4 separate regions of the Mus musculus genome follow, and regions 1, 3 and 4 are each linked to region 2. Evidence: chromatin loops called from intact Hi-C (ENCODE). Cell type or tissue: left cerebral cortex. All regions are shown on one strand. Region 1 overlaps Galnt16 (polypeptide N-acetylgalactosaminyltransferase 16). Region 2 holds the start of Galnt16 (polypeptide N-acetylgalactosaminyltransferase 16). Region 3 overlaps Galnt16 (polypeptide N-acetylgalactosaminyltransferase 16). Region 4 overlaps Galnt16 (polypeptide N-acetylgalactosaminyltransferase 16).

Region 1 (8,000 bases), 79 kb before region 2:
TCAACCCTTCCTCTTCTCTAGCTGCCTTGCTTTCAGCCTCTTCACACACGATGCCACCTGTCCTCTTGTGTTGACTTTAGGCTAGCCCCGTGACCCAACTGGCCCCTTTGGTAGGTTTTGGTCCTCGTCCCTCTTAGGCAACAAGGGGAAGGCCCACACATCACTGTCTGGAGCCCAAAAAGGGCCAAGGGAGAAGACAAAGGGCCAGGAGCAGCTGCCAAGTCTCTGCCCAGGACAGCTGCATACTAACCATCTCCTCTCCCAGGGCAAGACTTGGGTGGCACAGAGGGCATGAAGCATGCCCCTGCACCCTGCCTGAACTAGCTTTGGAGAAATGCGTGGTAGGGGTGTGTACTGATGATCCGGTCGAAATGTGAGGAGATGGGAAACAGCCCGCTTGACACTCCCCCACCCTAACCCCTTCCAGTCCCCAAGTCTCATGCAGAAGGTACAGGAGGCTGGGGGCTACCATCATGTGTGTGGCAGCAGCTGCCATTGCTGGGCCTGGGCATCTGTCTGACATTTGCTGGTCACCAGCTGGGCAGGCTTTGTCTCCAGGCAGAGGCCGCTGACTGAATGCTGGATGAAAGATCCTTTCCTTCTCCATTTCTGGGTGGAAGGGAGAGAGGAAAGGAAGAAGAAAATGGTTTGAAAATAACAACATATGAGCTGGGGCTGGAGCTCTGTGGTACAGTGCTTACCCGACATGCACAAGGCTACACTCCATGCCCAGTTCAGGACTAAGAAGTAGTTTGTACCTTCATTTCATGAGCGTGCACACAAAACCACATACACCTACAACACACAGTGCTCGTTTGTTTATTTATTTGTGTGGGTGTGGGTGTGCGTGCTCGCGTGCTCAAGCGTGCATTTCCTACACGTGTGTGAGCATGTGCCTTCATGGAGGCCAGATGTTGATGTCAGTGTCTTCCTGTATAACTTTCTCTTATTTTTTGATACAGGGCCTCACTAACCACGGAGCTCATCAACTCAGCAAGACTGGCTGGCTAGCAAGCTGCAGGGATCCTCATATGTCCTGCTCCCCAGTGCTGAGATCCCAGGCTGTGCCTGGCCTCTTATGTGGGTGCTGGGGAATCCACACTGAGGTCCTCGGGATCACACAGCAAGCACTTCAACAGTGCTGCAGTCATCTCCCCAGCCCTCATCCCCCTTCATTGAAAACAGACTGTGTCCCTCTCTGGGTGCTCACTTCTGTGGTATGGGACAACTTACTACATAGATCAAAGGAAACAACACTCCCAGGGGCTGTGTCCAACCTGGAGCTGTTATTTTAAATCCCACCTTCGCTGTCACATAAAACACATCTCCAGTTTTTCTATGGACACTAGGCTCAGTTTCTATCAGATGGCTGGGCTGGGGCGCCCCCTGCTCTCTGCTCTCATCCATCAGCTCCTGGACTTGACTTTCCTCACCTAGCAGCTCCCCCACCAGTTCCCTGCAGAGACCGAGTTAGTGACCCGTGGCCTAGGGGAATCTTTGCTTTATAAGAACAAAGCTTTCTTCTTCCTGTAGCCCTCCATGCCTGATCTGACTTGCAATCAAGAGTCCCAGTACCTACACCCTCAAGTGGAAGTGGCCACCACCTTTAGAGTCATGTAGTGGGCTGGGGGTGGGAAACTGGAGTCCCCCTATGTCGGAGTCACAAAGGGGATCTTAGAATTTTCTTCTCCCAAGCTTGACAAGGTAAGGGGGGAAGCTGTTTCCATAGAACATTTCAGAAAGGCCTGGATAGAGGATGGTGTGTTATACGGGATATGGAGAAGAGATGTAAGGCAGAGGCCTGCGTTTGCAGAAGACCGAATAGCAGCAGACATCAATGTTCTGTTTCTTGCCTATTTTCCTTCCCTGCAGCCACATCCCTTTTTACCTTCCTATGAGGCGACAGAGCTCATGACCATGAGACTGGAGCCTGCAGAGCTCCGAGAGAGATTGTCTGTGTTCTCACTGTGCAGCTAAGGGACAGAGATAAGCTGCACTCAACTGTGGAGACGGTGTTATTTAAAATTTGGCTTAGTTTCCACAGGCACACCTGCATCTCCAGTTTCTATTTGGATACCGGACTGTTCTTACAGCCTCTCATGTTTGACTCCATTGGCTAAACCTCCAACAAAATGTCAAACCAGGCTCTCCCTTCCCTTTTTGCACATGATCTGTGCATTCCTTGGCATGGGAAGCAATGAGCAAATGAATAACCCACTGGTAGAAATCTTACTTCCACCAGAACTTCTAGGCAGCCTTTCTCACCGGCTCTCCCAGCCACTCTGAGGCTGTGCAGATGTCACACATGTTCAGGCATCTCCTATGCCCGGTCTCAGCATCTGCATCCTCTGGTCAAGCAGCAGCCCATTATTATTTTTTTTTTCTGTTTTTCAAGACAGGGTTTCTCTGTGTAGCCCTGGTTGTCCTGGAACTCACTCTGTAGACCAGGCTGGCCTCAAACTCAAAAATCTGCCTGCCTCTGCCTCCCAAGTGCTGGGATTAAAGGCATGCGCCACCATGCCCGGCGCAGCAGCCCATTATTGTATGAGCGAGGAACCTGGGGAATGGCTGGACTAGAGCCTGCTGACTTCATCGCACCCTGTCTAACTCTCAGGAGCTTCATGGACACGTGAAGCCTAACTGGCCTGGGTTGGAATCAAGGCCAATTAGAGACCAGAAAGGAAAGCCAAGAATCCAGAATGGACTGACAGTCGGGGAACTGTTCATCTGTCCTCCATGGTGGTGAGAGGTGTGGCATCCAGGGTGCTGGGGGTCGGGGGGATGACTAGCCAGGCTTGGAGGAACATAACACATGCAGCCTGAGGACACATGGATCCTGGGGAATCGGGTTGTCAGGATTGGCAGCAAGGGTCTCTATGGTCCACAGGGTGCTTTTATAGAGAAGTATTTGAATGAGCTGCCTGGGAAGATACCAGAAAGCTCTGACTTCATCATAGAGGTGTTTGTGGGCTCAAGGCTTTCCTCTCAGGAAGGGTTTGAGGCTCCAGCCAAAGGGCAGACTGCACCTGCCTGGCTGCAGAACAGGGCAGAGGTCAAGCTATATCTCTTTGGCTGAAAGCTAGCAGAAGTGGCCAGGAAGCCCAGTAAGTGGCTATAATGTTCTTCCCTGTCACCCTGGCCCCCATTCTCATACTCAAAGGCTGGAAGGAGAGAACCTGGCTGTTTTTCCAGAACAGAATAACAAACTGCCACTCAACCCTAAAGAAAGAATTGACCCAAACAAACAGCAGAGGCGTGGGTGGAAGCCCTGTAGGCCCAGGCTGAGAGCCAGGCCCCTCCTCACCCTTTGTTGGACTGTAAGCAGGCTGTGTCACCAGCAGGGTGGAGAGGCGGCTGCAGCGGCCTGGGCCTTGGATCCCATGCTCTGGGGAACAAGGAGCCCCTTTAACCAGGAAGAGTGCAGCAGCAAAGAGAAGGGCTAACTCCGGCAATCTAGTACTTAGTGCTCTGTCACTGGCTGCTTTGCGCTGGGGGCAAGTGACAACATTTCTCGGAGCATTAGCCTTTCCTTCCACAAGTAACCCTGAACTGTTTCCTAGGAACCATCTGAGGCTAGTCATGTGAGCTTGCAAATCACTGTCTCTGGACCTCAGATTCCCAGTGAGCCAGTAGCCAAGAAATTCTTACTAAGTTCTGGCTTAAGTCTGTGGGCTCAGGAGTCACACTGAGCCCAGATTTAAATCCTAGCTCCTTCTGCTCTTTCTAGCTGTGGGAGCTGAAAGCCTATGTGAAGGAAGCCATGGCTCACTCACTGGACAATAGGGCTCGTTGAGAACTATCTTACCAGGCAGCTGGAGGAGGAGGCAGCTAAAGGATGATTGTGGATGTGAGCGGGCTAGCACAGTCTGGGCATCCAAGCTAGTTCTTATTTGAGCTTTGTAGTTGTCATCAAAGGTTGGACGAGCAGCGTTAGCAAGACAAATGGTTCCTGCCCCCAGACTGGCAGAACTAATGTTAAACAAACACTTAGCTGCAGCGTCTGCTCTGCTGGGCCTAGATGATGCCAGAGGCTCCTCAGATTCTCAACCGAGAGGCTGATCTTCGAGCACATGCCTCAAGCTGGGACTCCCCTGTCAGGGCATAACTGCTCAGTGTCCCTTGGAGCTGTTGTTCATCTGTGCCTGGTCGTGGAGGCTTACCTGCTTGCCTTCTTTAGGGTTACACGTTTGCAGTATGACTGGGGATCCAGGGGAAGACATTAAGGTGGAGGTGGCAGCCAGGCATTTCCCCTGCTGCTGGATAAGGTGATCGCTAAATAACCATGCCTGCAAGACAAGGAAAGGACAGCTCTGGGTGGACAGATATGGGTAGACAGGTGATTAGGCAAAGAGATTCAGGACTTTTTTTCAAACTTTTTTTTTTTTGTTTTGTTTTGTTTTTCGAGACAGGGTTTCTCTGTATAGCTCTGGCTGTCCTAGAACTCACTCTGTAGACCAGGCTGGCCTCGAACTCAGAAATCAGCCTGCCTCTGCCTCCCAAGTGCTGGGATTAAAGGCGTGCGCCACCACTGCCCAGCCTTTTTCAAACTTTTTACAAATAACTGTAGAAGCTAAAGGAGAGTATTCACTGTACAGCTTCCATTTTGCTTTATGTTAGAAACTGTTCTCAGCCAAATATTAAGATAAAGAAACTCAGCTGGTGCTAACCAGAGGGGAGTTAAGGAGGCCCCAAGGGATGCTGGAGAGAGGGAAGAAGGAAGAATACAGGACCTAGCTGGGTCCATGATGGGGTTTCCCCAATCTGCTCTAGAGCTGATACAGGTGTGGCACTCATGCATTAGCTATGTACACAGAGTCTTAGAGACCTGCAGACCATCACACACATTCAAACTATATTCCAGCACAGAACTGGGCACCATTTCTTCCTTTAGAAGAGGAAGTGAGGGACCCAGCGCTGGAAAGGAATGGGCATTCAGCAGGAGCAAAATGTGGGGAGCCCTGGGAAGGTTGATTTATGGATGGTGTAGAAAGCGAGGAGGAAAATGAGCAGAGAGAAGCCCTAACCCCATTCGTGGCCAACGCTCTCAGATTCCATCCTGCTCTTAGCCCTAAACAGCTTACCTGGGCTGGTGGTGGGCTCTTGGCTGACCCTCTGCATATCCCCATTCCAAGCAGGAGGTCACCAGCTGTGTTCTGGCCTTGGGATTCTAAGCAGTTAACTCCTTGCTTAATGACACCAGGGAGCACTTCCTTCACGGGGACACTGAGGAGAAAGGTGACATCAGGCTGCTTTTCTCTCTCCTCTTGCTTACCCACCCCTTCCTCCAGAGGGAGTCACTGAGGTCTCCAGGACTGGCAGTCTGGGGAGGTGGGGGTGGGGTATGGGGAGCAGGGTTGTAAGAGGCAGAAACAGCCTCAGTCCTAGAAGGTTCTTATGGGAGACCTGAGACACAAGGGACCCTGAAGAGATACTCAGGCCTAACTCATGGACTCTTCAGCCTGGAAGTGGACACCTGGGAGTTTAAAGGTGACTTTACCACCCGATTTCAAAATACCAGTGAGGGGATGACTTTGGAGCAGCTAACTGAAAATGTATAACCATGCAAACATGTTCAGTCTCACTGTGATGAAAGAATGTGTGTTAGAGAGCAATTATTTGTTTCTCTTATATCTGTATGTGTGAGAGAGTGTGTATGTGTGTTTTAAACAATGCCCAGTGTTGGCAATACCTATGAGACTTACTCTACCAGCGAGAGCATGAACTAGCTCAGCTTTGGGAGAGAACATTGTGGAATTAAGCACCAGAGCCCTTAACGTATGCATGTCTTTGACTGAAGAGTGCCCGTGTAAGGAACTTAATGAAAAATAAGCCCGTTGTATTAAAAGATATTCATACCAAAAAGCATTGGGAATATCTGCTTACTCAGCAGCTGGCATGGGCTAGATACATGCACAGGAAAGAAACCCTGTACCCATTACAAAATGACTGTGAGAGAAAACCAGCCAGCACTCAGCCTGCTGCCGAGGGAGGCTTCAAGCTATCACATTATTAAAATATTTCATGTGCCAGTAAAAGGCTTAAGCACACGCACACAGGTGCACACACAGTGATAACCTCTGGGCAGTGAACCTAGGCAGGCTACCATCTGCAGCTGACACAGGCTTGTATGTCTAGTTTGGGGAGGCCCATGAATTAATCATCCATCACACACTATGTGGAAACCAGGAGTACTCAGTATATGACCCTGGGCCTGATGCTTCTTGCTCCCTAATGCCTCTGTTAGAGAGAGCCTGGGCCGTGGGAGGGGCCGTGTCTGCCATTCCTTGATGTGGACAGCCTTGCAGGATCTCAGCCAAAGCAGGTCTTCCCCAGGCTGTTTGAGAAACCATGGAACCCCAGTACTGATTTGCTCTCAGGGAGCTGCAGAGAGCTCCCTTTACTCCCTGTCACACACCCTGGTGGTGGCACCCACCACTTAGACTTCCCTTCAGAACCAGACCTTATCGCACAGGTCCAGAGCAGGGGTGGCCGCTGTTATCAGACACATCCCATCTGATCCTCACAGAGGAGGAGTGACTGCTGCTTTTAAAAATGAGGGGTCTGGCAAGATGGCTCAGTGGGTAAAGATACTTGCTGCTAAGCCCGACAACTTGAGTTCAATCCCAGGGACCCACGTGGTAGAAGGGGAGAACTGAGTTCTATGATTTGTCCACACAAGCATCCAAGTCCCCACCAATTAATTAAAATCTTTTTTAAAGGCCTAAGATGGCTCTATTGATGAACATGCAACAGAGACCTGAGTTCAGATGCCAGCATGCATGTAGAACCAGGTATGGCCACTTGTAGGTGCAGTGCAGAGTGGGCAGAGACAGGCAGCTTCTCACTCTGCTAGCCAGCCAATCTAGTCAACTGGTGAACCCCAAGTTCAGTTAAGAGACCCTGTCTCAAGAGAGATGGTGGGTCATAACAGCAGAAAACATCCAGCTCTGGCCTTTTGCTTCCCACATACTCGCGTGCACGCATACGCACGCACACTCTAAGGTTATGGGGCAAAACCTGAGTCCAGCATCTCTGAGATCAGGCCCTCTGAGCCAGGGATCCAGGAACACTCACCATCTGTCCTGAGGGGCAGTTGCACTCCTTACTGTTCACCCCGTTTCTTGTGTTGCTTTCTCTGCCTCTATGACCCCTGGAAGGAGCTGAGTTTGTAACTCCTATGAGGAAAAGCTTCAAGGTCCCTGAGTGCTGGTTTCCCTCTCTGCATGAACCAAGCTGCCTTCTGGGACCTCTGAGAATTGTGCTCCAGGGAAATGCTTCGAGCGGCACGGGGTTATTCTGATTTCACCCTATGTTCTTCTTGCCAGCTCATCAGCTGCCAGAGGTGAGAGGGCACTGTCCCTGTGGGGGCTCTGCCCAGTGGTGCTTGTGGAAGGAACACATGTTGGGCAGTAATGCCAAGAGCATAGGCACCTCTGCTCTATGTCCCTGGGACAGCAGTTCTAGATGCCCAGATGGCAAGCCCCTTCGTGTTCCTCAGTTGCCTGGCAGAGCCAACCAAGCTGTTTATGTGTGCTCCTCTGTGTCTGCCCCTGTTTCCCCCAGTGACTCTCCTCTAAGCAGGGCAACCATTAGACCTCACAATGCCTTCATAGAAATAGCACCCACTATTGCCATACCATGCCGACTAGAAGGTTGTTACAACATACTATTTTGGTTAGAATGATTCCTGACATCTGCTTGAAGTTATTGTAATGAGTCTACAATGGCCACTATGTGACTAGCACCCTATAATGGTGCGATGTAGTCTGCATTGCTGGTTGGGACAGTCCTAATAAAAGTGATGAACTAGCAGGCCAGCTGAAGCTAGGCCTAGACTCAGAGCAGCTCTGTGGCAGGATTGCAGGCTGGCTCAGCAAAGTGGACGCTCTTTTAGCCTTCTCAGACTTTGTGGTGACCACCCGAGTCATGTGATCTACAAGGATCCTCTATGCGGAGGGCCTTTGAGGTGACTCTGGCCTATCTCTAGCCCCTCCCACTTT
Region 2 (8,000 bases):
TTGGGAAAGGAAATCGTGGGTATTTGTAGTTTTCTCTCCCTAACCTCTTTCTCGCAAGCATCACCTCAACAAATTAAATACAAAATCGTTTTCTATCATTTAGGCAAATCTTATTCCCGCAGCTCCAAAATGCACACATTATAAATAAAATACAAATCCATTCTGCTGTGATTGAACCTCAATTCTCAGAGAACAGTCCTAGAAAAGCCAAAGTCGGTGTCCCCTTCTACAGTGAAGTTCCCCAAAAGATCTAAAGAGCTACTACAAGACCTGACAGGTCATGTAGTCTATAGCTCTGTAGGTCAGGTATGTCTCTATTGTGTCCTCACAGCACCAGAAAGAACTTCCAAAGCTATTTTCTCCCTTCTAGAAATCTACCATCTGTTTGTCAAGGCACTAACAAGCCTGGCCAATTATTTAACCCAAACTGAACAAAGACTAAGGAAGGTCCACAGGTGGTAGGTATCTTGTCCATGGGTATTCAGCTCTGTCTCGATTTCAGGATAAAAAAACTCCAGTTGAGGCCAGGTGTGGAGATGTTTATCTGCAATCCTAATACTCAGGGGGCTGAGGCAGGAAGATTTTGAGTTTAAGGCCAACCTGGGCTTTTCTGTCTCTAAGAACAACAACAACAACAACATCACACACACGCACACACAAAAGGAGAAGGGAGGGAGGGGATAAGGGAGGGAGGGAGAAGAGGGAGGGAAGGAGGGAGGAGGGAGGGAGGGAAAAAGGAGGGAAGGAGAAGAAGGAGGGAAGGAGAAGGGAGGGAGGGAGGGAGAGAGTGAGCAATTCCAGTTGAGAAAGCTGATACCAAACCCTTTCATGTGTTTAGACAGGAAATGGCTGTCTTAATTGTGTGTGTCCCTACTGAAAACTCCCAAAATAGTTTTGTTTTGTTTTCAAATAATGTAAAGTGAAATTCCATGTAAGACTCTGGCCTCTTACTCAAGCCTGTTAAGAGAATTAGCATATAGAAACCAGAACCAATCAACCACACACTCCAGCCCTGGTTACTCTGCATCCTGCATCAACTGGAATCCTCTGTTAGCACAGGATCAGTGTGGATCCAAGGGGATATTTCCAAATATGCTCACTGCCTTGCCCAGCAAGGCAAAGAGTCAACCCTCGACGATGCTTGGTAAAGCTGCCAGAGGAATGGAGTCAGCTTCTCCCTTGAATCCAGATTCCATGACCAAAAAACTTCACATCAGAGTCTGTGACACACAGGCTGAGAGTAGGGCCTCTCTGGGAAACTTGGCCATAGGGTTGCCATGCCGACATCCCACAATGCCAAACAAGCTCCCCATGGTCCAGAAGCAACTTGGCTGGCTTTGAACAGGCCAGACAACACAGTGAGGGCAGAGCTGCCTCCAAGACCAGATGCTCACAGGGACCCTCCCTTTCTGGTTTAGCTCTCTGGTTCCCTGGGGTAGTAATGACTGTCTGAATTTGCTCAGCCTCTGACAACAGGGCTGGCCACCTCATTCTCTAAGAATCTGAAGTTATGGCCCAACTCAACAGTCATGTTTGAAAATGGCTGACAGTGAGGAGTTATCAAAAGTTTTAGAGAGAAGTCAACACCGGCACCTGCCCCCTTTTTATGTTGAACAAAGGGTCCACCTCCTGAAGGTGCCAAAGCACGTGTCACCTCACCTTTCTACCGAGGCCAGGCTAGAGCTGTGGGTAAGGGCATCTGAAGCTGGACCTGTTCACTGCTCCCAGTGAGCAGAATCCCTTTGCACTCCTTTATCAAGGAGGTACTTCTTAAGTCTTGCCGTGTGTACCAATGTGGGAATGCGGAAAGCATCCAGCACGGTCCCTGCATGCACAGCTTATCTGCAGCTGAGAGCAACATGGAAGTGAATTTCTCAAGATAGGAACACAATGCAAAGCAACATCGAGGGCAGCCTGCAGTCAGGCCAGCAGCAGAGCCATCCCAGGCTACAAGTGGTAAGGCAAGACTCTGCCACTCAACTCCCTGAGACTTCCATCCTTGCCTTTCTTTCTGGCTCCCAGCTTCCAGTCTCAGCAGCTTACCAGCAATAAAGTCAGCATCTGCAGGAATGGGGGGGGGGGGGGAGGGCAGGGAAGTGTTCACTAGTGCCACACCCCCCCCAACTTCTAAATCTCATCCCGTATCCCACCAAGAGTCCCCAGTATACGTACACACACCATTCTGAGACTCTCATCTGAGAGGCACAGAAGATAGGTGTCCTAACCAAAGTCAGGGTTCAGGTTTCTGGACCAGACTACAGAAGCCTGTCTGTGGTCTCTGCCCTCTTTTCCCACCTACCAACTCCTAGCATCTTCCTCTTCTAGATGAAGGCCACCTCCCAGCAGGTCATCAGAGAGAGAGAGATGGGGAGCCCGATCATCTGACCTCAGTTCCATCATGCTGGCCTTAGGCTCTGGTCCCTGAGACCGGGACTGGACTGATCCAGGACTAAGAATAGGGTAGCTGGGGCACACATCGTGGGAACTCACTGGAGTCTAGAACCACCAATGTTTGTGTTTTTCTTCCTCTGACCTGTCCGTCCACATAGATCTCAGCACCCTAGAGTGTACAGGTTTTTTTTTTTTATTTTAGCTCCGTATGTTCAGACACTGACAAGTTTTTGAAAGCCATGTCCTAGGTACAGCACAGTGGCCCTCCTAAGCATGTTTGCAGCGATGCACCACAACTTGGAATCTAGGTTAAAACACAAACCTTAGGGCCTAAGGTCTCCTCTCATCAGGCCCAGAAACTGATACCATTGTAGAGTTTTTACTTCTTTACAAACAGGTGATGTGAGGGAATACGGGAAGGATGGGGCTAAGTGAGGGTACCTAGAGAACCATCCTCATATTCTTGGATTTCACTACAAATTCCCTGCATTCTACAGGATACAGGTATCCGCACTCCTGACCTTGCACCTCACCTACTGGAGGAGCTCCAGTCCCCTTTTCCCGCGGGTTCAGATCTTTCCGGGCAAGAATCACACCCTCCCCTACTACACACACACACACACACACACACACACACACACACACACACCTCCCTGGTTCTTTGCTCTTCTTTCTGGTCCTGGTGGACTTCTCAAGCTGTCTCTGACCAACAGTAGTGTGTCCCAAGAGGTTACCTGCCCCCGTCGGAAGAACGTTCCCATCTTAGCGTTCTCTCAAAGGGTCCCCTAGTCTCCTTCCTCAACAGGTGCTGGGCCTGGCCACACGAAGCCATCACCAGCTGACCAGACGAAAGTGTAGACAGGACGCCCCCTACAGGCTCAGCTTGCCCCCACCAGGTTCTACTGTGCAGCTTAATCCGCCCCCCAACCCCTCGCCCCAGCTCCGCGGGAGCTCTCGGAGTACTAACACCGCTTTTGTTTCTCCTACTCGCTCAGATGTCTGGAGGGTGATCTCATGAGAGGGAACTGCCCAGCCCAACGAACACACAGTCCCCTTCAACTGCAGACCCTAGGGTTGGAGGCAAAGAGCGCTTATGAGTCAAGCCTTCTCCCCGCCCCTGGGGAGCCAGAAAACACCTCCGGGGAAGGTAGGGGTGGAAGCTGAAAAAATTGGTCCAAGTTGATCTTGGATGTGAAGGCGCTAAGCCAAGGGCAGCGCTCAGCGACCCTTCCCTTACCCACGCCGCCGCCCGGCGTCTTTTACCCCAGAGGCTGGAGACCCGGTGCGCACCACCACCTACGCGCTCTTGCTGAGCTCTGCTCCCACCACCCGCTCGCTGCACTCCAGGGCCAGCCGCCTTCTGGGGATGGCGAGACGCCCGCAGCCCCCTAGTCCCCAGCCCCGGTTGCGCGGGGCCGCGAAAGCCGCCACGTTCTCAGTCGCGCGCGCACGCCGGGCCCACCAAACTTGCAGCACTTTCTCCCTGCCCCCACATGCTGTCACCCTCCCTGCATCCAAGCACCCTGGCCCCTCCGGGCCCCGCACAGGTTGCCATAACAACGAGCAGGAATTCTCCAATATATACAAAGCCCGAACGGTGCTCGGGGCACGCAGCCCCCGGTCGGGCCCCGCGAACCTCGGCTAACAGCGGGGGGCAGGACGCGCGCCGAGGATCCCCGGCCCGCCGCTCACCCGGTGCGCAGAGCGTACTCACAATGAGCGGAATGGTGCGGTCCTCGCGGAGCTGCTCTGGTCTCCCGCCGGCCCTCTGCGCGCCGCGGCCGCTGGAGGATGCTGCATGGGCTCGGTTGTCCTGCCATAAGTAGTAGAAAGTGCCCAGGATCCAGGCTACGGTCAGGATGGCGATGGCATTGGCGCGGATCTTCCTCATGGTGGGCGGACGGGCGCTCCGCGTGGGGCCCGAGGCCGGCGTGCTCTCGGAGCCCGAGCAGGGGAGCTTGCTGCCCCAGCCGTTTGTTGTCGCTTGCGCCGGGCTGCTCAGTCCTGCAGAGCAGAAAAAAGAGAGAGGTGGTGGTGGTGGTTGGGGAGGGGGGGGGGGTGTGATAGGAAGAGACAGGAGCGCAGAGCGATCCTCACGGTCCTAATGCCCTTCAGCCCCGAGCGCGCGCGGCCCCGGGCGCTCATTCATTCGCGCGCCTAGCTGGCTCTGTGCTCCAGACGCCGCGGGCAGCCGGGGCCGCTGCGCACCCGCTAAAGAGCGCGCCCGCTGGGAAGTGGCGCGGGCCTTCCTCCCGCATCCCGGGTCTCAGCGAGACAGACGCGGGGTGGAATGGCGATGAACCAGAGCTGGTCTCTGCTCTCTCAACGCTCGGCTATCTCTCGCCCGTCCCCTGCCCCCGCGTGGCCCTGGTCTGTCTCTCCACCCACACCTAACCCACCGCCGAGCGGACCTGAGTCACCAGCGAAGACGCGCGACCCCTGGCCTTGGCCCGAGTCGCCTAGCTGCAGTTCCCGGCAGCGCTGAGAACTGAGCTCTGGCGCAGGGTTCAACCTGTGTTCAGAGAGTCCTTCGGAGGGGGCAAGGCTAGCGAGTAGGCAGTCTTGACTTTGCACCGGAATCCTTCTCGGAGACCCAGGATTCCATCCGCCTCGGTGGCCCGAGGGGGTGGGGAGTTGGAAGCTGATGCACTTGACACTCTGGAGAGCGAGGTGAAGCTGCGCTGCGGTACAACCAATGCAAGCACAGGGATGCGATCGCTGGACATCTTTCATTACCCTGGGGCTCCTAGCTTTCTCTTAGTTCCTATCCACACCGGCATCGCGGCTCCCTGAACTGTCCTGAGGCGTCATCACCGTTCCGTGAGAGTGAAGGGAGGCCATAGAGGCCAGGCCACAGGGTTCGATTAGTGGACAGAACCCTGTCTAAGAGCCCTCTGACACTTTTCTGACAAAGTGCAAAATAAGGTGGTGAGAGACAGGATAGACATCATTGAGATTCTGATTCTGCGGAGGCCCTGAAGTCGATGAGAGGTGAGAAGCAGGTGTGAATAATTCAGGCTCCAGGCAGAAGACAAGGCGGGCTAGGGCCTGTCAGGCAAAGGAAGACACACACTCGGAGCTCTGAGATACCAAAGTAGATGCTGCGGAGGAAGAAATAATTTATTGCAAACTGGTCTTCAGTAACGAACTACAGAAATGATTCCTGAAAGTATAGTCTTGCAAAGTGGTCTTTAGGAAGGCTTCCCAGAGAAAGTGGATAAATCTGGAGAATAGGAGGGTAATCCCAAAAAGGAAGAGAAGAATAAGGAAAGGGCAGGGACAGCCAAGGCCCTCAGGATAATATCTCATGAGAGCATGCTGGATACTGGCAAAGACCTGGTGTGAGTTGAGACTGGCCAGACTGGGCAAGTCTAGATACTGGAGGATCTTAAATGCCAGGAGCAGAGTGGACAGGGTGGTGCTTTTTGGATGATGTCAGGTAGGTTGACTCTTCGGAAAATCCAAGACAGGTCAGGCTTGCGAATGAAGCCATCTGGGGAATAAGGTAAATATTGAGATCATAGCAGCATGTCCTGCCTCCCATATCAGCATCAGCTTCCGTATCAGCATCAGCATCACCCAGAGACACACAAGTGAAATGAGAGGGTGTTTGTCAGTAGTTCCAGAAACCTAAGACAAGCTTGATATATTTCTACTGAAGTGAAAAAGAAAATGACCAGTGTTTTGTTTAGAGGAGAAAGAAGAGGAGGAGGAGACGCTGGAATGTATCGGAGTTTCCACTAGCATTACCACTTACTCCTCTGGACTCACAGGACGAAGGGACAGAGAAGGCTGCCCCTGCACCAGTACCACCACAGAAGCCTTTCTAGGATGACCAGTCCTCCCTCAGGTGGGCACTTCCCTGGACTTGGAGGTAGTGATTTTATGTGACAGGGAGTTGACATAAAGGTTGACTGTGTCCCCCTCACCATGAGCACTCTAGACAGGGAGGGGGCTCGAGCTGCCTGCCACCTCAGCTTCAGCTTCTAATCTTCCTTCCAGGATCAAGTCCAGAATGGCTCAGAAGTGAACCCAGCCTTCCCTGGGGTTTCCTTGCTGGTGTTGGGAGGAGATCCAAGCAGCATAGACTTAAAGCCACCCTAAGAGACTTGCATGTTCCTAATGGTCCCTGAACTCTGAAAACACCAAGAGTAACCATGCCAGCCACAGGTTATTTGAGGCTTCCGGGTGGCGCCCTGTGCCAGCCCTCCATATATGCCCTGCAGAGCTCCCACCCTGAGATGAGCTATGCGAATCCTCACACTGGCAGATGAGGACACTCAGCCCTCAGGAGGCCGGCAGGTGCCAGCATCCAGCGACCAGTACAGGGCTGTTTGTGCAGGGTCCTCATTTCCACCCTCAAATCTGTTTTCTCCTGGGTAAAGGGGGGGGGGGTATGAAGGGATGGGTCTAAGAGTCATTTCCAGCTTCTAGTACCTTAGACATCTTGCGCCGTTTGGCACTCCTCTCAGACACAGTTCACCTCTTTCTTCTACAGATGTCAAAGACAGTACTGAGTGAGCTGAACAGAATGTCACCACCAAGGGTTCACAAGGATCTTGGAGCCCTCTCTGACTATGCATCTGGGTGAGGACTGGGATGGGTGGGCAACAGAGGGGGTCCAGATCAGCATACGCCCTTGCCACTGGGGCAGGGACAGGTAAATTCCATGTTAACTCTTACCTATGAGGTGGCTCCGGTCAATTCTCAGCCTCAGTTTTCTCAGCTGCACAGTGAGGGTGCCGGCTGCCTGCAGCATTGCTGGGAAAGATGGGATAAAATACCAGGAGACAGGGGCTGGTGAGATGGCTCAGTGGTTAAGAGCGCCAACTGCTCTTCCAAAGGTCCCGAGTTCAAATCCCAGCAACCACATGGTGGCACACAACCATCCCTAATGAAATCTGATGCCCTTTTCTGGAGTATCTGAGGACAGCTACAGTGTACTTACATATAGTAAATAAATAAATCTTTAAAAAAAAAATACCAGGAGACAGAGAGGCTCACCCAGGGCCCTGCAAATCTCTTCCCACAGGCACATGCTCTTCCCACCTCAGAGGAGTAGGGCTGAAAGGGGACTTCCTAAAGCTTGCCGAAGCACATGCAAAAGGGGCTTACCACTACTGCCAAGAACAGAGCCCAGAATGGCTTCTCCAGCCACATCAAACATTACTAAGGGCAGAGTGCCTTGCCCCACGGCTGAATGGCTGCCTCTTTCAGAGCTTCTGCTAAGCTGGCCACTCTAGGTTCACTACCTTTAAGAGGCAGGCCCTCTCAGAAGCCTCTTATCAGGTCTGCTTTAGTGTGAGAAGTCCAGAAGACAGGTTAGAGAACCTGGCATGAAACCCTCCCCTCCCACCATACCTGTCTGCTCTGAGCAGGAAAAAAAGCTGGAAGCACAGACCATCTGTGAGCACACAACACACAGTGCTGACATAGGATCTCAGCATCCTTATCCCTTGAGAAGGCTATGTCATTGCCCCTCAACAGTGATGAGATCCATGCAGAGGTTGGCAGCCACCCACTGTCAGAGAGCCACCTTCAACATACCAGTTGTCTCTAAGGAAAAGGTGAATGCTGAGCTACTGGAAACCACTGCAGATGGGAAGGTC
Region 3 (8,000 bases), 55 kb before region 2:
GTTTGTTTTTTGAGATAGGGTTTCTCTGTATAGCCCTGGCTGTCCTGGAACTCACTCTGTAGACCAGGCTGGCCTCGAACTCAGAAATCCTCCTGCCTCTGCCTCCCAAGTGCTAGGATTAAAGGCATGCACCACCACCTTTCAAGGTCTGCTTTCACATCAGGCCACCCAGTCTCTGCCTTGCTGGCCAGGCCTGGATTCTCACAGGGAGAAGAACACATAGAGAGAGACTAAAAGACTGGCCTTTGAGTGTGTCTCCCAAGCTGGAATCCTGGCTCCTCCATTTACTACCTTTGGAAAATTACAGACCCTCTTGGCACCGCGGTTCTCTGTGGGCAGAACAGGAGCAATGGCTGTCATGCCTAAGGACAAGCATGTCAGCAGAGCCGATGTCTGCCACTGCCCTCCAGGGAGAGGGGCTGCTAGCACCAGCATTTGTCTACCTGTCAGCTCCCGCCTTTGACTGCACTGTGCTTGGCCTGCCACGCCCTCCCTTGCTCCCCATCACCCGTGTCTTGAGATGCCTGCTACTTTCTCTATATTGAGGCCTATTTCTCCCACCCCCCATTGAGGCCCACTCCACCTCAGAAGACCCTCCTGCTCACCCTACTCCCTCTCCTCCATCACCACAATATTCACAGAAACACAACTGTGGTGAGGGTCACTCTGACCCCCTTGGGTACATATTAAACATTCCTAGGACAGGAACTGTGCTTGGAACTTCTCTTGCGTCTTCTAAGCTTTTAGACAGCACACTGTGCTACCACTGATGCTCCGACACACTCCTTGGTCGGTCACACCTTTCTCCTTCCCTCCCATTTTCTTGGGGCTTTGCATCACAAGACTCTTGTTCATCCTTATAGCAACCCTGTAAGGCAGAAGAATGCCAGCGCGGTCCCATTTCTCAGAAGAAAGAAGCAAGTCAGACTGAAGGGTCTTAGGACAGTGTCCAGCACAGGAGTCCGGAGGTAGAAGACCACCAGGACACAGACCTAGCGCTCACCTTCCCGTTTGTCATTGCGAAGGCACTTGACCTTGGGGATCCTGGTCAGAAGCAAACAGTCTTCAGCTGGGGGCAGAGGGGAGGAAGGCAAGCTCATTTAGTTATGGGCATCGGATCATACTGGCTATCATGGCTGAAAGACAGCCCACTCCTCCTGGGTTAATTGAGGACCATTAGTGTCTATGAACCCAACTCTACCCTAGGGGGCACCAGAGAGCACCTGGCATATTGAAAGGGGATCTTTTATGTCAGGTGTGTGTGTGTGTGTGTGTGTGTGTGTGTGTGTGTGTGTGTGTCGTCTATCTGTCTGAGTACACTTGCTCATGTGTATAGGCATGGAGGCCAGAGGTCAACCTCAGGTGTCTCTCTCTTTATTCTTTACCTCGTTGCTTCTTTTTCCAAGACAGGCTCTCTACCTCTCTTGCCTTGGAGTTCATAGTTTTGGTTAGACTACCTGGCCAGTGAGGCACCCACCATCCACCCACACCCTTTCACTTCCCTGAGCACTGGCTGACAGATGCACCCTCTGTCACTTGACTTTCGACATGCGTGCTGGATATCTGAGCTCAGTTCTTCATGCTTGTAGAGCAAGCACCTTCTCTACCCAGGCATCTCCCTACCCCCTTGCTTCAGTTTGTTTGTTCGTTTGCTTTTATTTTTGTTTTTAATGTCATCTCACAGGTGTATCATTTCAACAACGCCACTCTTGCCCTTTGTTGGGTTCCAGGGTAGGGAAATCATCCCAGAAAAGACTAACGATTCCCTGCTTGACAGAGGTCCATGTGTGAGAACCAGGATGGCAGCAGAGAGCTCATCTCAACAACTGGGGGAGCAGCCAGGACGGGGGGCATGGAGAGGCAGATGAAGAGAAGATGAGTACTTACGATCCGAACTGAAGTCATCCACTAAAATGATCTCCTGGATCAAGCTGGCAGGAGTTCGGTTCAGGACGCTGGAACAGTAGTGGGCACAGAAAACGAGCCTGCAGTCAGCCTTTCTTACACATCCCTGTAAAAGCCTCTCTCACCACGGAGGCTCCTGCCCACCCCCACGACTGGGATGGGGCGCCTGTCTCTCTCTGAGAAAGGATACCCAGGCCTCATCACTCCAAGCACTGTCTCTGGGTACTCCTTCCTGAGTCCCACTTGCATCTAAGTGTACTGCGGAGGTGGCATGTGTGCAGGAGGGGAATATCTCTCTGATGGTTACCAGGAACCTGCTGGGCTGATACCCAGCTTGCCCTGCCTGCCCAGGCTCCACTCAGAGCCTGCTGCAATGTCTACCTTCTTGGATTTGACCTTGGGTTTGACTTCTTGCTTTTGACCTCTTGTGTCTCCCAAAAGATTCACCAGATCTAGCTTCTTGGACAAGACTTAGCCTCCTAGAGCTTGCCTCCACAGTGTCTACACAGAAACTAGTCAGAAACTCCCTGGCCACCAAAGACCCCCACGGGACAGAGCCACTGAGATGACAGCCCATAAGGATGAGGGGATTACCTCTTCACTGTGCGCAGGAGTGTGGAGCGAGCCTCGTTGTGGAAGGTGATGATGACACTGGTGGCCGGCAGGTCCGAAGAATAGGACAAGGATGGGCAACTGAGAAAGGACGGGAGTCAGAGGTGAAGGGGGTCAGAGGTGAGGGGGTTCAAAGGCAAACAGTATTGGCATGCCTGGACCGCTAAGTGCTTTTCTATACCCACTTTGCTGTGCCCTGGGACAGACAGCTCTGTAATGCAGAAGGAATTCTCAAAGCTAGGATAGAGCCTGCCTCCTACAACATGACGTTCCATCCCACAGGGGCCCAGCACCCACTTGCTACCTGGCCTGGGGTCTAGGAAGGAAATTGCAGATTGAGGAGTCGTCCTAAGCCTGGGGGTTCTTTGCCAAAGACCTAAAGTACCACCACACACATGCACACATGCACTGACTTCTGGGAAGGTTTAGGGTCTATGTGTAGGCTCCAGGATACAGCCAGGAGCCAAAGCATGAGGCTACTGCTGCTGAGGCAGACCGGTGGGGCGAGGTAGATGGGTTGGGGAGAAAACCACCTTCCTTTTGCCTTCTCACATCCTGATGCTTTTTCTTCCCTGTCTCCCAGCTCTGGTAGGATCTGGCCAGAAATTCCTCCCACTCTGCCTGCAGGGTGGGGGTGGAGGGACTTCCCTCCCACTCTCTATAGCACTAACAGCCCTGCAAGAGCTATCAGGCGGAGGCAAGCCTGCAGGACAACAGCTTCCCAGAAGACACTGAGGGCAGTCCCTGCCACTCTGCTCCCTCTTCTGCAGCCCCGGGGTCCCCCAACCTGTCTTTGGATCCCCGGCTCCCTCTCATCTCAGCAAAGGGAATTAAAACCGTCATTCCCACCGGCCTTCCTTCCTATCTATCGCTCCTGTGAATGCATTCATTCCTGGCTCCAAACCGCTGGAAGGCAGGCGCCCGCCTCCGCTGGTTTTCCTAAGCGATGTTCTTTATTACAATCGCTCCACACTACTCCAGCGATGACTATTTTTTTCATTACAGCGTTCACCCCACTGACAGTAGCTCACAGTGTGAATTCCCAGGCCCACATCCTGCCCTGCAGAGAGGCCAGGTCAGGCAGGCGGGGAGTCCCACTGCTTGTGTGGGGAGGGCTGTGGGGGGAGGGTCTCTCTTCTGCTCCCAGAAGCCAGGCTCCCAAGGGGAATACAGTTCTACAGAGTCCCAGTTCTTTGTCCTTGTCCCCAGATGTCATGTCTAAGGAGAGAAGCTAGATAATAATGTTTTTCTCTCCTTGTAGGAGGCAAACCTCCTACACTTGTCTGAAGGGTGGACTTGAACTTCCCCCGCACCTACATTCTTCTGGGATTTAGATGGCGGGTAGAGCTAGCTACCCAATTCCCAGGAGCCAGGAGTTGTTCAAGAGGCTGTCCCATGTCTATATTGGGAAGGTTTGCTCATGTTCTCAACAAGTCTGCCTTATGTCATTTCCCACTCTGACAGTAGCATCCCAGCCAGAGGCCAGGACCAGGAGCTAGCCTGCAGCATGGAGTCCAGTGGAAGCTGTATCTGGGGAAGGCAAGGTTTGCAGGAGCACATTGGCTTTACCAGGCTGGTACCTCCTATGCTCCCCCTGCGACAAGTGTGCATGTGCGTGCACACACACACACACACACACACACACACGTTGATCTACTTCAGCCCTCTGAGAGGATTTAGCAGTAGCACATGGCACCTCACCAACCCACCACAGCCCTGGGTGTGCAAAGCCCCCAGCAGTGTTCCCCCTTTTAGTATCTCAGCAAATACACGAGGAGAGCCAAGGTAGGTTGAGGTGGGAAGGTGGACACAGATGATCTAGGCCAAGCCCTCAGTTGACATATGAAGTCAGGACATAGATTCCCCTAGGTCCTGAGGACTGAGTTAGCCATGATTAGGGCTGTCCACTGAAGGTCTTGAAGAACAGCAGTACATGAACCTACCATTGCTTGCAGTAGAGAGAGAGAGGAAGCTGCCCTCAAGCTGACTGACAAAGGACTTAAATGTTGGTTTGCTAGCACCTGTAATCTCAGCATTTGAGAGCTGAGACTGGGAGAGAATCAAAGTTTAGGGCTAGCCTGGAGTACATACAGTGAATTCCAGGCCAGCCTATGCTATACTGTAAAACCTGGTCTTGCACATACTTCACACACACACACACACACACACACACACACACACACACACACCCTGCCACACACATCAAGAAAAAGAAAAGAAGGAAATAAAAACATAGGAATATCACATGCTGACTGAAGGGCAGATGAGGCCAGGCATGGGGGTTGGGGGGGGGCAGGGGTTCTGCAGAAGGAGTAGAATGTTTCTGATGATGGCAGGTGATGGCAGGAAGAGATAAGAGGTGATAGCACATACTCGAGATAGGACACATCAGACTGAACCCAGGAAGAGAGCTGCTGACTTGCCTTGTGAGTCCAGTCACACCAAGCAGGGACTGACTGGTGGAAGGCTTCTCTGGCCCTGGTCTAGGACCTTGCCCATCTCCCACAGGAGAAGAACAAGGATCAAGACCGGGATGCTTTTACAGGAGATGCTGGGGCCAGGGAAGGAGGCAAGAAAAGGATGCCACGCCGGGCATGGTGGCGCACGCCTTTAATACCAGCACTCGGGAGGCAGAGGCAGACGGATTTCTGAGTTCGAGGCCAGCCTGGTCTACAAAGTGAGTTCCAGGACAGCCAGAGCTACACAGAGAAACCCTGTCTCGAAAAACCAAAAACCAAAAACCAAAAAAAAAAAAAAAAAAAAAAAAAAAAGAAAAGGATGCCAAGGGGCGTTCACAGCCTTTTACTGTTTAAAGAGGGAAGGGCTGGAGCCCTTGTGTCAGTATTCGGCTCACCGTCTTGGGTTTTCTTGAGGTCCCCTGGCAGGCTACTCTTACTGGGATGTCTGATTGAGGACAGAGGGAACCTTCTGCCTTCAGCTGGGGGTTTCCATGACCTTTCCATTGAAATATAGTAGGGCAGTGCCAGTAGGACATAGTAGGCCGGGGGGGGGGGGGGGGGGCAGAGGCAGGCAGGTCTCTGAGTTCCAGGACAGCCAGGGCTCCACAAAGAAACCCTGTCTTGAAAAACCAAAAAGAAAAGAAAAGAAAAGAAAAGAGAAGAGAAGAGAAGAGAAGAGAAGAGAAGAGAAGAGAAGAGAAGAGAAGAGAAGAAAAGAATAAAGGAAGGGAAAAGAGAGGAGAGGAGAGGAGAGATTGAATGAACAAACAAACACAGGAGGCAGGATAATTCTGAGAGTGAGGATAATTTAAAGTCTAAAGTCACTAGATAAAGACTGAGGACATCATATTTATTTGTAAAATATATACAGTTTGCATGTGTGCACGATCACACACACACAGACACATGAATAAGGTAAATAAATGTAATAAAACAATAAACACATATGAGTGAAAGAAACCAAGCTGACCAACACTGGTCTTTTCTTAGTTTTCCCTTCCTGTCCACTCAGCAGATGCCATACCTGTAATGGCGGGTGTCCCTGATGGGTCGGTCTGAGCTCAGTTTGTCACTCTCCAGTTGGTTGAAGGCATGTTGTCTGTATGGGTCCTCTCCAGGCTTCAGCTGCTTGGCTGACAGGTACGCCTTCTCATCAAAGCCCTTTGAGGGTGTTCCTGTCACCTGAGACAAAGGTCAGCATCAGAGAGGGCCCAAACAGGAGGGTTCCATGGGAGGAGATGGGGAAGGATACTGTGAGAACATCCTAGGAGTGTCAGCTGGGTCCTCTCAGCTCCTCCCCTTGAGAGAACTAGAACATTATAAATCTGGATACAAACTATCCATTATCTTGGGGGCAGGTATGTACTTGCTACTGTGTATACACATGGATACAGAGTACATGAACTTGAGGGCAGAAGTGGACATTGAGAGGGTGGAGGGTGGGGTTGAGATGCTGAAGTTCGCTGATTGGTTGGTCAGTGAGCTTCTGTCTGTCTGCATCCCCTGTGCTGGGGATACAGGCATGAGACACTAGACCCACCTTTTGGGTTGTTTTTGGGTTGGTTCGGTTTTGTTGTTGTTTTAAACACAAGGTTCTGGGGATCTGATCTAAGGTCCTCCAACTTTGTGTGGCAGGCGTGTTTTGGCTGAACTATCTCTCTAACACCCAAACCAGCCATAATTCTAAAAGCCAATGCTCTCTGCTTGATACAGAGAAGGTATTTCCCAGAGAAAATCAGTTGTCTGGGATAAGGTACCTTAAGGAGACTAGAAACTAGAGAGGGTGTTCTGTAGATGAAGAGCCTGGATCCGGGTTAGGCATATGCAGGCTGCCGGTGGATAAGAGCCAGGGCTTGGACAAGCTGCTGCAGAGTTTCCATTGAGGAAAAGCAAGCCATCACAGGCTAATGCACCCAGCCCTCAGGACCACTATTACTACAGTGTTGGAGCATCTCTGGGACTTCTGTTGCTGCTTCAGTGGCTCCATGTCTGATACACTAGGCCCACTGGTGCTAAGTGCTGGAGAAAGAGGGATAATTAATGGGCCAGCCTCCCACTCCTTAGCCACAGCCAACGCTCTGCAACCAGAGTCCCCAGAGAGGTACAGGGGAAGGCACATCAGAGATGAATGGATGGATACATGTACCCTGACGTCTCATTATCTGAATCAAACTGTGAGCCAGATGTTTCCAGAAGGGCTATGACAAACTATCAGCTGTGACTGCGTCCCAACTCCAATTCCTGTGCCCAATCAGCAGCTCTGGGTTGATGGAGGGAGCCGAAAAGAGGACAAGAATTGTCCACTCATAGAGCCAAAGAATGAGGTCTCTATCACATGCCTCATCCTTAGAGGATGGTCCCTGCAGACATTAGGGTTTTTCTGTGGAGTGACACTGAGGTGTTTCATCAACAAATCAAGGTGTCCATGTTATCCTGAGAGCTTGGCCCAACCTCCCTTGGAGGAATGCTAAAAGATCTAGAAGCTCCTAGCTCCTGACCACTGCCCCAATACCACCTTCTCCAGTGGCCCCTTGACCTGGGGGCCTGCCAGGAGCCTAGGGTGTCTGAGGGCAGATCCAGAGAGGGAAATTTTGTTTCTCCCAGGAAATGTATGCTTGTCCCAAGCTAGGTTCAGCTGCTAAGGGTGTATGCTCAGAGGTGACACAGCAGCAACCATGATGTTCTAATATTCTGAGTGAGCGCCATGCTAGGAAATGAACAGAAGTGTCATTGGCCCCCTGTGGGCTCAAAATCCATTTCAGAGGAGGGAGAGAGGAGGGGGAAAGGGGTGATTCTGCCTGAGCCCCGAGTTGCTAGAAAAATCCAAAGGCCCAGCCCTGGGAGCAAAGATGGAAAGGCAGTGGGGTTGTGCCCTTCCATCCCGAGACAATGAATACCAGTCCCTTCCTTCCCCCAGCTCTGCGTCAGGGGAATGGAAAGAAGCCACTAGCTCATGGCTGAGGAGCTAAAATTAAAGAAAAACCGCAGAGGGAAGAGTTTTTCAAACTCCCATGGGGAGAGTAT
Region 4 (8,000 bases), 66 kb before region 2:
CCCTAAATAAATCTTTTTTTGTTTCTTTAAATGGGTTGGGAGAAATCAGACAAAACTTAGATCATTCATTAGTTAGATGTGGAAAGCACTGGTCCAACCTACACAAACCAGCATGGCTAGGTGAGGGGAAGACATGACCTTAGCAGGGCAGGCCCCACCACCACCACACACAACAACTCCATCAGGACCATGGATCATGGGATGGTCTTCCAGGACACTGCTTACTCTCCTATGAGACCAAGTGGCCTCCGTGGCTGGGAATATCCATGGTTGGGTACCAGGCCAAGTCAATGTGGAGGCATTGGCAGCCAATGCCAACAACTGAGGTTCAAGGAATAAGAACAGCAATATACTAGTCACTTGGCCATTTGTCTGAGACTTGTGGAGAAAGGAATTCAAGACAAGAGAGACCTAGGGACAATGCTCCAAGTTTATCCTCTGCCCTCAGAAATGCCCAGAGTATCAGACATGGGGTTGGCAAATGGAAAAACTGAGCCTGAGATACAGGTTTGCAACCCAGAGGCATGGTGAGTAAGTAATTAGCTGGGGGTGTCTAGAGTGAGGAGAATGCCATGCTTCCCCAGGGTGTTTCCCACGGGGACCTACCTGATATAGGTGAGGGCATTGCCCTCGGGGAAGTTGTAGGGATGCCGCTTCCTGAAGACATGGCCCACTCGGCTGCAGGGCACAATCTCCAAGCTGCCACCACACATCCATACCCTGAAGGAGAGTTCTGCAGGAGAAGAAGAAGAAGAGAGATCCCTCCAGGTGATGGTGGGAAGGAGCGAAGGGGATAGACTTCTTTCTCTTTGGGGTCTCCATGAAAGTACATGCTGGGGTGTGAGCTCTTGTGCTAGGTAAAATGGGTGTTTCCTTGCATAAGCTCATCCCATGCACACATACATACATGTGCATATACATCACTCACTTACACACACACACACACACACACACACACACACACACACACACACACCACACACCCCTATATACCCCATACCTATATACCATTGCTATGTTATATATGTTAGTGAGGTCACCTTATCTCATTCAGCCCGTATGGTCTTGCTTTGTCTGGTCTGGTACTTGCTATGCAGCCTATAGTGCAGGCTGGCTTTAAAGTCTCAGCAATCCTTCTGCTTCAGCACGGGTTCTCGGATTACCGCATGTGTCACTTGTCTCGTTTTATTTGAGATGGGGGTCTATGTTGCTCAAGCTGGTTTTGAACTCCTGAACTCAAGTGATCCTCCCACCTCACCCTCCCCAGTACTGAAATAAAGGGGACACATCATTGATCCCACTTCTGGGTTTTGTTTGTTTTGTTTGTTTGGTTGGTTGTTGGTTGGTTTTTCGAGACAGGGTTTCTCTGAAGCCCTGGCTATCCTGGAACTCACTTTGTAGACCAGGCTGGCCTCGAACTCAGAAATCCGCCTGCCTCTGCCTCTCAAGTGCTGGGATTAAAGGCGTGTGCCACCCGCCCAGCGTTTGTTTTGTTTTAAGCCTCTCCAAGATCACTGAACTACAAAGTTGCAACATTGCAATACAAAGTTCATACTTTGTCTAGCAAGCCACACACATCAGTTTTCTTTCTTTCTCTGACTTAAGTATGTGCTTGTGAAGTATGCATGTATTGTGCATCTGTGTGAGCACAGTAGGTGTGTGTGTGTGTGTGTGTGTGTGTGTGTGTGTGTGTGTGTGTGTATCTGTGCGTGTGTGTTCATGGGGCCAGAGGTTAATGTCAGGGGTCTTCCCCTGTTTGCTTTCCATCTTCCTCACTGAGGCAGGGGTTCTAGCTGATACAGCTATCCTGGCTAGCCAGCTGGTTCCAAGGGTCTCCATGTTTTAAAGGTTGAGATTACGTGTGAGCCACCACAACCACTTGGCATTTCTATGGGGTTTTGGTGATTTGAACTCTGCTCCTCACAGATGCATGGCAAGCACTTTGAGCACTCCCCAGCCCAAGCCACACTTGAGTAAAACTCTTTAGTTCATTTGGCAAATGCTAACTGAGCATCTCTTATGTGCTGTGCACTCTTCTAGATTCTCGTTGGGGGTGGGGGTAAAATTCATAAGAGTGGGAAACAAGAACTCCAAGTCAACAAGATTGTGTGAGGAAAATGTACCACATGGGGAGTGATAAGTGCGAGGGAGAAAACGCAGGGGCGGAGAGGGACAGTGGGGTTGGGGGCGTGGGGTTACATTTTTAATTAGGATGACTGAAGAGTTTTTCTTTTATTATTTTATTTTGTATGTGTATGGGTATTTTGTTTGCATGCATGTCTGTGTGCCAGATGCATGCCTGATGCTGGAAGAGTCTAGAAGATAGTGGTAGATCATCTGGAACTGGAGTCACAGACAGTTATGAGCTGCCATGTGGATGCTGGGAATCAAATCCCGGTCCTCTGGAAGGGTAGTCAGTGTTCTTAACCACCGAGCCATCACTCTAGGCCTTGATTTGAAAATTTTTTTCAGTCTGGAGAGATGGCTCAGTGGTTAAGAGCACTGACTGCTCTTCTGAAGGTTCTGAGTTCAAATCCTGGCAACCATATGGTGGCTTACAACCATCCGTAATGACATCTGATGCCCTCTGGTGTGTCTGAAGACAGCTACGGTGTACTTACATAAAATAATAAATAAGTTTAAAAAAAAAGAAATAAAAATTTTTCAACTGCAAAGGGGACACTAGAGCAGAGAGCAGAAGCTGGCAAAGATCTGAAACAGGTCATGAAACTCTCAAGGAAAGAAGTTTCTAGAGGGGTACAAACCTAGAGGGACAGGCATAGCCTGTGAGCAACCAAGGCCTGCTGAATGAGTCAGGGCCTGAGAAATGGGAGACAAGACTGGAGTGAGTGTACTGGCTTCCGTGAAGAACCTAGGAGCTGACAACAGAGCTCTGGCTGTTGCTGTGAAGGATGGGAGAGTCCTTGCAGAGTCTGAGCAGAGGAAGAAACTCTAAGGTGACCCTCAAGGTTTGGGTATCTACCAGTCCCATTCCTAGTGGCCTCCTGTTTGTGGATGTCTCAGGGGACACAGGAGCATGGTTCAGTTTGGGTGGCTCCTGTCTTTCAACCAAGGAATAAAAGGCTCAAAGCCATAAGAGACAGGAGTCTCAGGGCTCAAAATTGGCTCAGCACCTGACCCGGTGAGGGCCATAGCCAGCCTAGACACTTCTTTGAGTTTCTTCTGAGGAACGGAAGCCTAGCCAGAATCTCTCTCAGCTCTGTCTTTCAAGTTCCCCAGCCCGCGAGCCCTTGCCTCAGGCAGAGTTTGAAGTGAGCTATTTGATCATTCACTGGATTCTCTGTCAGTTCCCAGCCTGTTTAAAAAAAAGAGAAAGAGAAAGAGAGAAATATCTGCCTGCAGGAAGGCTAGGCCCTTTCCAGCCTGCTGGGCCCACCTCAGCTTCACAGGAAAACTATTTTGCCAAAGCTGCCTTCAGGCTGAGACCAGGACACAAAGCAGGTCACTGGGACTCCAGACACAAGAAATGAGGTGTTGATGCAAGGGTCACGGTGCCCTAGCTCCCAGAATTTACTCCCGTGAGTGCTGCCTATACACTCCAAGAGTGGTTGGAGCAGAGAAAATCCTGTGCTTGTTTCCACCTGGTCAATTGGCCCCTCCGTGGTCCTGTTTTCCCACTACATCATGAGAGGACAAGGCTCACATCTTAACACCTCACACAGGCCTTGAGAATACCTCACCACCCCTCAGGAGCTCTGCTGTGAACAACTGTCACACATGGCACTTTCTGACTAAACTCAGGAAGGCTGCACCATGACCTGTGTCCTAGTGTCACTTGGGTGAGAGACCACCACCCTACCCACTACTCTAGAAACCTGGTCAGGTGGAAAAGGAGACTGTGAGAGGAGCTTTGAGAGAAAGACCAGACAACTACCCTTGCTCCTGAGGACCCTGGGATAGCTCTCTGCCCTCCCTGGTTTCTCTGGGAGGCTCCTCCTGTTTAGACTGCCCGAGCCCTGGTGCTTCCTTCTGTTGGCATGCAGGTGCAGCCAGCAGGAGGCAGCAGCAGATAGAGATTGGTGAGGGGCAACACCTCCACACCCCTATGAGAACGCAGTGCCTGCCAAGGGGTGCTTGCATCCCCATCTTTCAGACCTGTGACTGACTGGCAACAGCTCCCTGTGGCCACAGCACCACCCAGGATTGTGCTGGCTAGCCTTCATATCTAGTCCATATTATGAATTAACCCTTTGTGAACACCCAGGCAGGGAGCTGCATTTGTGTGTGTGTGTGTGTCTGTGTGTGTGTCTGTGTGTCTGTGTGTGTGTGTGTCTGTGTGCGTGTGTGTCTGTGTGTGTGTGTGTGTGTGTGTGTGTGTGTCTGGCCTGATATACACACAGTCTCATGCCTACTTTATCAGAACCCCAGGAAGCAGGTTCTTTCCTTGTTTTATTGTTTCTTTTATTTGTTTCTTCTGTTTTTCAACTGCTGTTACCCAAGTTCACTGCTTCTCCCTGTGACCCAGACGAGTTACGCTGGAACCTGGGCTCTAGCCTCACGTGGCAGCACTCTGGGGAAGCATTCTTGCTGTCCCAGGCCGTCCAGGAGGTCCCATCCTTGTGGTCTCACACAGTGATCATGGCCATAGCCTCATTTACTACTCAAGACAAGCGCTGGAAGAAACCAGGTCCCAAAGAGGTTTAATTCGCCCCAAATCAAACAGACTGAAGAGGCTGAGCCAGAGCTGGTACCCAGGCCTCTGACTCCATATCACACGTGATCATTATGTGCTGTTGAATACCTCCCTACCCCTTCTGGTAGAGAAACAGCCACAAAATTAAGCTGTGTTCAGTCATTATTGTTCCTACACACACATTTAGCCATTTGGTCACAGGCTCCCCTGGATACCTAAACTTTTTCATCTAACTTAACAGATCACTCTCTGTGCCTATTTTTTAATCAGGAAAATGGAGACAATTACCTCAAAGGGCCCTTATGATGATTAAATGACTTAAAACAATGTATCTTTAAGGCCAGGGCCTGACATATAGACTGCTCCGTCTGAGCTTCGGTATTGTTCTTGTGTTTTCACTATGGTTTGTTGATTGACTCACCAAAATTCTCTCCTCCCCAGATGTCCATCTGGGCATCATACTTTCCCAGATGGTTAAACCAGGACTTGTCAATCACGAAGATTCCTCCAGCTATAACAGGTGTCCTGGGGAGACAGAGAATGAAGGTGAAACCGTGAAATGTGGAAACCAGGAGCCTCTCTTCTGCAGAGTCGCTGAGGCAGGAGGCCTGGCCAGCTCTCAAGGCCTCACGACTGTTCCCATGGTCACAGTCCTCTCTGTTCTTACAGGCAGGTCTGAGGACTCAGAGTTAGCACCCAGACTGGACACCCTTGAAGGCCCTAGTGATGATATACGCTCCAAAGAGTCTCCCAGGCCCCTGCCCCAGGAAGAAGAGCTCCCCTGAAGGACACAGCAGGCTGACCTGATGGGTTTAGTGGGGTCAGTCCGGGTCATCTTCTGCTCCAGCGGGATCTGCTCCCACTTGAAATGCAGACTCCAGTCAAACCCTACAGGCAAAGCAGAGTGGGAGTGGGATGGCTTTGGACGTTCTTTTCCACCCTTTAGTCTCTTCTGATCAGAGTGGGATCCCAGAAGCCATTGTACTGTACTGACACGGACACCTGTGCCAGCCTACTGAGAAGACAAATGCTACAAAGTGTATTTTGCAAAGTGCTAAAGAGCAAATAACAACATGAAGTATCCATATTATAGCAAGGTTAGTCAACAAAACTCCGACAAGTTGCTTTTTAACCAAGCATGGGAATAAAGACTATGCTCCATATGGACATCTGGGAAAAGGAAATTCCAGACACGGGCAGCAGCAAGTGGGTGCTGGTTTGGACGAGAATGACTTCCACAGGCTTATCTATCTGAACACTTGGTCCCCAGATGAAACTGTTCTGGGGCAGGGGATTAGGAGCTGTGGCCTTGTTGGCGGAAGTTTGCCCCTAAAGGTGGGCTTCAAGGCTTTAAAAGCCCATGCCAGGCCCAGTTCGCTCTCTCTCTGCCTCTTGCTTTTGGATCATCTGTGAGCTCTCAGCTACTGCTCCAGCACCATGCGTGCCTGCCTGCCGCCACACCTCCTGCCGTGATAGTTATAGACTCATCCCATGGAACCATGAGCCCCCAAATAAACGCTGCCTTTTATAAGTTGCCTTGGTCATGGTGTTTTGTCACAGCAACAGGAAAGTAACTAAGACCAAGTACAAAGGCCCTGAGGTGACTTCTCAGAGGGGAAATGGCTGGCTTCTCTTAGGATCTTACCCAGATTCAAGGTCTAACTCCTGTTTGGGTCCACTCAGTGTGTAACCAAGCCCTAGAGAAAACCCATCCCCCATGCCCACTAACTCCCAGCAACAGAGTCTCTAGAGCAGCAATGTCCAACAGAAGTTTCTGTATGACAGATATGTTTTATATCTGTATGGCTCAGTGGGGTCACCAAAACCTTGTGCGGCTGCCAAAACCCAATATGGGTTAAGCACGTGAAATGTAGCCAGGACAACCAAGGAATTTAATTGTAAATCTTATTTAATATTAATTAATTTAAAGAGCCATATGTGGGTGGCTACGAGGGTACCTGAATTAGGCAGCTCAATACCAGGATCCGTGGTTGTCAAAAGGGACAAGAAGAGCAAGCCACCAACTCAAGCCACATATATACCATCTAAAGAGTCCAGAAGAGGCTAGGGCAGTGGTTCTCAACCTTCCTAATGCTGTGACCCTTTAATACAGTTCCTCATATTGTGGTGACCCCTCTCCCACTATATAATTATTTTGTTGTCTCTTCATAACTGTAATTTTGCTGTTATAAATTATAAGATAAACATCTGATATTCAGGATTCTGATATGCTCTGCCCACGGGTTGAGAGGTGCTGAGCTAGAGGAACTGCTCAGCAGTCATGAGCATTTGAGGCTCATCAGAGGAGCCAGGTTCCATTTCCAGTATGCACGTGGCAATTCATGACCATCTGTAACTCCAGTTTCAGGGGATCAGATGCCTTCTTCTGACCTCTGTGGACATTGCATGCACATGGTACTTATACATTCATGTAAAATATAAGTAAATGAATTAATTAATATTAAAAAAGACTGCCCAGGAGTTACATGAAAACAACAACATGAAGTTAATTGGAATAAAACAGTTTTTTTTTTTTTTTTGAGACAGGGTTTCTCTGTATAGTCCCGGCTATCCTGGAACTCACTTTGTAGACCAGGCTGGCCTCGAACTCAGAAATCCACTTGCCTCTGCCTCCTGAGTGCTGGGATTAAAGGCGTGCGCCACCACGCCCAGCTTGAATAAAACAGTCTTAACACAGCTTACCCAAAACATTTCGGCATGCAATCAATACAAAACACTAATGAGATGGTTTATATTTGTCCACACTAGAATCCTAACCACTGGTGTGGGTTTTATATACTTAATAGCCCATAGCAAATCTGACTAGATGCTTTTCAAGGCTCAGTAGCAAATGTGGTGAATGGCTGCTGTTGATGGCCTCTGGGGTGTGTATTAAGAATTCAGGAGAAGCCACAGGCTCCGTTCTTCCTGTCCAGACAACTTCTCTCCACAAGACTTCCCCTAGGCCTTTGGCCAAGCTCCCTGGACCAGCAGCACGAGGGAGGAGTGTGCCCGCGATGAGGGGAAGGGATGACTGATGAGCTGGCCCCACCTCTGACTGTGTGTGAAGCACTTACAACCCCAGGCTCTCCTTCTCCCTCCTCATCTTCACCGAGGAAGGATTGGCAGAGTGAGGCTGGGGAGAGCACTTGAACCAGGCAGGGCTTTTGCCTGCTTTTGCCTGCCTCTCTTCAAGCCTACAGGCCCTTCCTGAGGAGCAGGACCCACCTCCTCGAAGATCTGCAGATGCTGCAAGGTAGGCAAAATTGTCCAAGCTGATGACGTCGATGATGGGGCTCACCACACGGGTGTGGTCCTAGAAGAGGAGGATGGGAAGGTGTGAGGT

The links. A loop is a pair of places that touch in the nucleus more often than their neighbours do. Peaks named below come from ENCODE experiments on the same cell type or tissue, not always from the same donor. Only the 100,000 strongest peaks of a DNase experiment are listed, where the experiment ranks them.
Region 1: it touches region 2 in a loop (1.8-fold over the local background); 2 of 42 quality-filtered maps call a loop at or near these places.
Region 3: a loop joins it to region 2, with 6 times the contacts of the local background. A loop is called at or near these places in 11 of 42 quality-filtered maps.
Region 4: it touches region 2 in a loop (2.6-fold over the local background); 11 of 42 quality-filtered maps call a loop at or near these places.

The regions. Positions count from the first base shown.
Region 1 is chr12:80,594,304-80,602,303 of GRCm38, reverse strand. It overlaps Galnt16 (polypeptide N-acetylgalactosaminyltransferase 16), which reads right to left. Exons shown (of 15, transcript NM_001081421.2): 13 at 5,082-5,223; 14 at 4,161-4,286; 15 at 1-609. The coding sequence ends at 472. Among named protein-coding and RNA genes, the nearest start is that of Gm23817, 25 kb to the left of the region's middle. In left cerebral cortex, a CTCF peak has its summit at 3,319; a DNase peak (open chromatin) is centred at 3,319; H3K27ac peaks cover 1,577 bases.
Region 2 is chr12:80,515,451-80,523,450 of GRCm38, reverse strand. It overlaps Galnt16 (polypeptide N-acetylgalactosaminyltransferase 16), which reads right to left and starts at 4,461. Exons shown (of 15, transcript NM_001081421.2): 1 at 4,106-4,461. The coding sequence starts at 4,282. It overlaps Gm26777 (a long non-coding RNA gene), which reads left to right and starts at 5,238. Exons shown (of 5, transcript XR_381753.4): 1 at 5,238-6,241; 2 at 6,890-6,978. It overlaps 2310002D06Rik (RIKEN cDNA 2310002D06 gene), which reads right to left. Exons shown (of 3, transcript NR_045490.1): 2 at 7,075-7,152; 3 at 5,497-5,884. In left cerebral cortex, a CTCF peak has its summit at 3,258 (motif pointing left); DNase peaks (open chromatin) are centred at 4,483, 4,806, 5,012, 5,410 and 4 more places; H3K4me3 peaks cover 2,502 bases; H3K27ac peaks cover 1,713 bases.
Region 3 is chr12:80,570,457-80,578,456 of GRCm38, reverse strand. Galnt16 (polypeptide N-acetylgalactosaminyltransferase 16) reads right to left here. Exons shown (of 15, transcript NM_001081421.2): 2 at 6,001-6,158; 3 at 2,500-2,598; 4 at 1,888-1,955; 5 at 1,004-1,069. Among named protein-coding and RNA genes, the nearest start is that of Gm23817, 48 kb to the left of the region's middle. In left cerebral cortex, a CTCF peak has its summit at 1,195 (motif pointing right); DNase peaks (open chromatin) are centred at 2,724, 3,163, 3,398, 3,829 and 2 more places; H3K4me3 peaks cover 341 bases; H3K27ac peaks cover 1,320 bases.
Region 4 is chr12:80,581,192-80,589,191 of GRCm38, reverse strand. It overlaps Galnt16 (polypeptide N-acetylgalactosaminyltransferase 16), which reads right to left. Exons shown (of 15, transcript NM_001081421.2): 7 at 7,883-7,970; 8 at 5,458-5,542; 9 at 5,076-5,179; 10 at 607-733. Among named protein-coding and RNA genes, the nearest start is that of Gm23817, 38 kb to the left of the region's middle. In left cerebral cortex, a CTCF peak has its summit at 4,009 (motif pointing right); DNase peaks (open chromatin) are centred at 4,013 and 7,610.